Linked DNA regions of Mus musculus: region 1 is linked to region 2. A link is a loop called in an ENCODE intact Hi-C map of the cell type or tissue named here. Cell type or tissue: left cerebral cortex. All regions are shown on one strand. Region 1 overlaps Nfyc (nuclear transcription factor-Y gamma). Region 2 overlaps Rims3 (regulating synaptic membrane exocytosis 3).

What was found. A loop is a pair of places that touch in the nucleus more often than their neighbours do. Peaks named below come from ENCODE experiments on the same cell type or tissue, not always from the same donor. Only the 100,000 strongest peaks of a DNase experiment are listed, where the experiment ranks them.
Region 1: it touches region 2 in a loop (5-fold over the local background); 7 of 42 quality-filtered maps call a loop at or near these places.

What each region holds. Positions count from the first base shown.
Region 1 is chr4:120,758,829-120,761,328 of GRCm38, forward strand. Nfyc (nuclear transcription factor-Y gamma) reads right to left here. Exons shown (of 10, transcript NM_008692.4): 9 at 504-563. Among named protein-coding and RNA genes, the nearest start is that of Mir30c-1, 9.5 kb to the right of the region's middle. In left cerebral cortex, no CTCF peak of the experiment used is centred here; a DNase peak (open chromatin) is centred at 1,106.
Region 2 is chr4:120,886,835-120,889,334 of GRCm38, forward strand. Rims3 (regulating synaptic membrane exocytosis 3) reads left to right here. Exons shown (of 8, transcript NM_182929.3): 5 at 100-209; 6 at 2,154-2,255. Among named protein-coding and RNA genes, the nearest start is that of Rims3, 33 kb to the left of the region's middle. In left cerebral cortex, a CTCF peak has its summit at 1,061 (motif pointing left); a DNase peak (open chromatin) is centred at 1,058.

The DNA of each region.
Region 1 (2,500 bases), 130 kb before region 2:
TCTCTTTCTGGGCATCAGAAAACATAAATCTGGACATATCACCCATCTCATCCTCAGTGGATCCAGAGACTATGCTGTGAGGGAAAAGCAGGTGAGCAGAGAAGGCCCCTCTTCCTTCGGTATCTAAGAGTGTTCAAGCAGTCATATGTTCCTTTATTTGAACTAATCCACATATCTAAGTGTCCTGGAATAGTAAAAAAGTAGTCCTAGAGAAGGAACCAGAAAACCGAAATTTTAGTGCTGGCTCTGTAACAATAACTGAGTGAACTCCGAAGAGGCACATCCCACCTCCAGGGCTCAGGTCACTCCCTGAAGAATGGTAATTTGAGCTGTATAACACTTAAGGTTTTGTTTGTTTGTTTGTTTCTGGCTCCCATAGCCTGCAGACGTAAAGGAGTACTACTTATTTAACAATGTTTTGTCCACTACTAGGAAGAAAGCTGTAGCCATCCAAACCCACACCGTCTGCCATCCCTGGACCCCAACTCAGGCTGGGTCCCTACCTGTCCATCTGTGAACTGGCTGAACTGCTGCTGTCCTTGCTGGACCTCTGTCTGTGTGATCTGTAGGGAAGCACGAAGAGAGAGCAGGCATGTTAGCTGAGGGTCTATCAGCTCATCACATGAAGACTGAACAGCACAAGACCTACAAAATGCTCAGAATGAGGCCTGCCACTGAGTAGGTGTTTGACAAAGGCCTGCAGAGCAAAAAAAGTCTCTCTCATTCATTCTCCTTCCACTTAGGGTTAGCAAAGATCTGGCTCCACACAGGGAGATCGGAACCACCATCTCCCCTCAAGTTAGGAGGCTCTCAGCTTTAAAGTCAGAGTTATGGCTTTGACTACAAGCCCTAATTCAGGCAGTGAAAGCAGATTACAAAATGAAGGGCAAAGTGGTGGGTGGTCCCTTCCATCCTTGGAAGGTGGGCTCCAAACCAGGCCCGTATCACCCAGATTATCTGACTGCAATATGAAACACCTAGTGAGCAGCAAGCAGCCTTGGCCCTCACAGTCCCCATGGCAAGCCATGAAGTACTTTTTTCCGACACTCGGTGTGCAGCCCTCTGGGCCAAGAGAAAGAGAGAGAGTGAGTCGTGCGCAGAAAGAAAAACATTCACCCCACACACTTTACATTTTACAGGACTTCATACTGCCACACAGAACTGCAGGATATGATGACAGCTTCTGGGAAGAGCTGGGCAAGCTGCAAAGACCAGGGTTTGTGCGTGTGTGTCTATGGAACATGCACCTTGCAGCAGCCTTTGTACCAGCTTTTGGAATTATCAGAGCTAATCTATCAGGTAAAGCTTGTTCTCTCATGTGTCCCCACAATGGCCCAAATCAGCTCCTGCAAGCCTCGCAAGGACTATAAAGACCAAGAAAGGGGCAGGTGTGAAAGGCTTGTTATTGCTTCTTATTCTAGGTCCTTCGCCTTCTGTAGGTCTATAAGCTGCTTGAGGACTGTAGGTAGTTTTGATTAATCTATTCACTACCCTAGTGCAAAGTTAGTCTTGCAGAAATGCTTTCAGGATAAATGAACAAGTCCAAGACAAACAATAATTCTCATAGATTAAGGCCAACTGAGCTTTGTGGCAAGATTGCTATCCATAGCAGCTGAAAAGTTTAATTTACCTTTAAATCATATGTATTTTATCCAGCATGAACTCAACAAACATTTATTAAACAACCACTAGGTGCCAACTTGTAAAATTATGTCATGGAGACTTTAAGTACCCACAAAGTAGCCACTTCTTGAATCTCTTCCATTCTCCCCACTTTCTGGCTTCTACTGCCCAAATTGGCCTCTGAGGAACCACAAACCCTTCTCACTTCCTTCTGCTTCCATGTCATAAAAGTAAAGGGCTTCTTGGATCTCAAGAAAAATTGTAAGAATCCTACCTACATGCTTTTAAAGAAAAGAAAAAAGAAGTAGAAAAAGGGGACAGGCTCATGGACATAACCAGTCTTGATAAGACAATCAGTATCACTGAGACCTAAGAAACTCATGGGAAGCCCAGATCCACAGGCAAGCAGGTAGCAGGGAGAGAAAGGTCCTTTAATGATTCCAGAGATGATCCTGAGCATGGATGCCTTACTTTTGGCTCATTCCTCACATTTTCCCAAATGAGATCTTTGGAGACCTGCTCTAACTCAGCTCTGTCACCACTGTCAATAGATACATCACCAGAAATGTAACTGGGCCAGACAGGTCCAGCTCTTAAACGATTGTTGCTTTTTTTGGGTCTGAGGCGAAAGGATCCATTAACAATGCAGCCCCTTCACCACTGTCCCCCATCATCTGCAATTGATGACCATGGCCCTCAGGCCTGAGGCCTGGAGTAAGTAGCCCCCTTCGCGCACTTATGATTCAGCTTTCAAGATGGCAAGGCAGGGAGGACATGAGGGGTGTGGGGTTCCTCTGGCTGAGCCTGTCTATGGAGGTAAAGTAAATATGCTTCCCCAAGGGCACAAGAACATCAGAACCTAGCTGTCACTGGGACC
Region 2 (2,500 bases):
AAGAGAAACTGAGACCCAAGGCTCCCAGATGGAAGGACTCTGCATCCACCCCATCCTAGCCCACCTGCTACCTCACATGTCTTCTGTGTCCTTCTGCAGGTTTATTTTTCCCACACGGCTTGGAGCTGAAAGCCAGTTCAGTGACTTTCTGGATGGCCTGGGACCAGCCCAGATTGTGGGGCGACAGACGCTGGCCACACCCCCCATGGGTAAATCTTGCTGAATAAGGGCAGGTTTTGGGGGGGGCATAGTAGAAAGGAGGAGCTCTGGGGTCCAGTGTGTGGTAGAGCCGAAGGCGGCAGCAGCATCAGAGGTGGCAGCAGGTGTCTTCCTCAGGTGCCAGAAAGGACCCCTACCCAGCAGCAGCTTTTCCAGACTGTCGCATCCCTCAGTGCATAACTGGGTCACAGTGTTAGCCCATGTTGACTTACCTTCCCTAGACTTTCTTGAGCCTCCGTTTCCTCATCTGGAAGATAGAATTAGTAATTCCTGCTTCAGTTCTGCAATCTAACGCCCCTTCTTGCTGCACTCCTGTTAGATACTTTCTATAAAGCATTTTAGCGCTCTCCTTAGGAACCGTGGCTAATTGGACTGGTTCCTCCCATCAGCGACTGGCACCTAGGGACCTTTAGTAATTTTCTCATCTCTTCCTGGCAGCTAGGAAGTGCTCAAAGCCCACACTGGGTCCTGTTAGCAGTGTTCAGATCTTCCCCCAACCCTGTGCTTTTGGGTCCTGGCCAGGCAGGCTTCCCCATTAGTCTAACCTGAGCTTTACTGGATCCAGATGTTTCTGATGGTACTTGACCTTTGAGCCTCAGAGCAGAAACAGAAAATGGAGTTAGATTCTATGCCAGGCTTCTTTGTATGGTACTCTCCTTTCTTCCTTGAAAGAGGGGTCCAGAGGACCCTCAGAGAGTCCGAGTCTACTCTTCCAGCCCTGAGTATCAGATTTGCTTAATTCCAAGCTTTTGCTCAATATCTCAGGCCCTTCCCTACACTCTGAGGAGTGGCAACCACTACCTTATAATGAACCCGTCAGAACCTAGAATATTTTGTGTGTGGTGCCCCCTTGTGTCGCAGAGCGGGAAAAACAAGTATATATTCATGGTTAGGCATGAGGCCCTTTGGTCTTTTTGCCAGGGTCAGGAACCTCTGGAGTGAGAAGGACGAATTTCAGGGTGTGTCTGACTGTGGTGAATTCCTGCCCCCAAAGTATGCAGTACAATAATAACATGATGGTTGACAGAACTCAAAGTCTCACCCATTTAATTGGAGGGAGGGGGACTCAGATTTATAATTCAACACTGTCTGAAGGGAGTTCCAAACACTACTGTATAATTCTAAACTTTGCTCACCCACAACGAGCACAGCTAGGAGTTCCTGGAAGTCAGCATGAGTTCTGTCAACCGTCATGTTATTATTGTACTGCATACTTTGGGGGCACGAATTCACCACAGTCCCTTACCTTTTTTGGAGTGTGTTGTGAGCTCTCATCATGCAGGGTGTGTAGGCCTGCCCAGCCTGTTTTTCCCGGGGTCAAAGATGTGCTGGGCAGGCTCCTAGCTTAGCTTCTCTTTGCATGGATACTCTTGTTATCCGTCTGCCATATACTGAAGAGACTGGCTAAGGGCTGCGGCGTACGCTGCATCCCCCAGACTTGCCTGTTCTGTGTAGTGAAGCAGAAACCCCTCACCCACCATCCATGGGTGAGAGTTTGGCAGTCATTAGTTATAACCTAAGTATGTGCTCCTTGAAGGTCATTCCCCCACAGTGTGCCTTGGTCCCTTTGAAGTGGTCTCCTGAGAGCTATTTCTTTTTTTTTTTTTTAAAGATTTATTTATTTATTATATGTAAGTACACTGTAGCTATCTTCAGACACTCCAGAAGAGGGAGTCAGATCTTGTTACAGATGGTTGTGAGCCACCATGTGGTTGCTGGGATTTGAACTCCAGACCTTCGGAAGAGCAGTCGGGTGCTCTTACCCACCAAGCCATCTCACCAGCCCCTGAGAGCTATTTCAACAAGTACAGTTTGCTCTATCATATTCCCTTCCCAGGGACACTGCAGCATCCCCTGCAGATTAATGTTTTCTGTTGCATCGTGCCAGCCAGCCCCATGTGACCTCACTTGGACATTCATTCTTTTCCTTGCAGGAGATGTGCACATTGCCATCATGGACCGGAGTGGCCAGCTGGAGGTGGAAGTGATTGAAGCTCGGGGCCTGACCCCCAAACCAGGCTCCAAATCCCTCCCAGGTGAGGCTAGGCAGCTGGGAGACCTGAGGAAGGATCCCGGTAGGGATGGGGTACCAGCCGGTCCCCAGCTCAGCAGTAGCCTAAAGCTGTGGGAGGTTGCTGAGCAAGATGGGTCGGGAGTGGGGTGAGGAGACACAGTGTTTGTGCCGTCTCTTTGTCTGCTGGGTTCACTGGCCAGCTCGATCCACTTCCTGCCAGGACCACCCAGAGGGTGGAGACTAGGCGGGCTGTGGCACTTCTCCCAA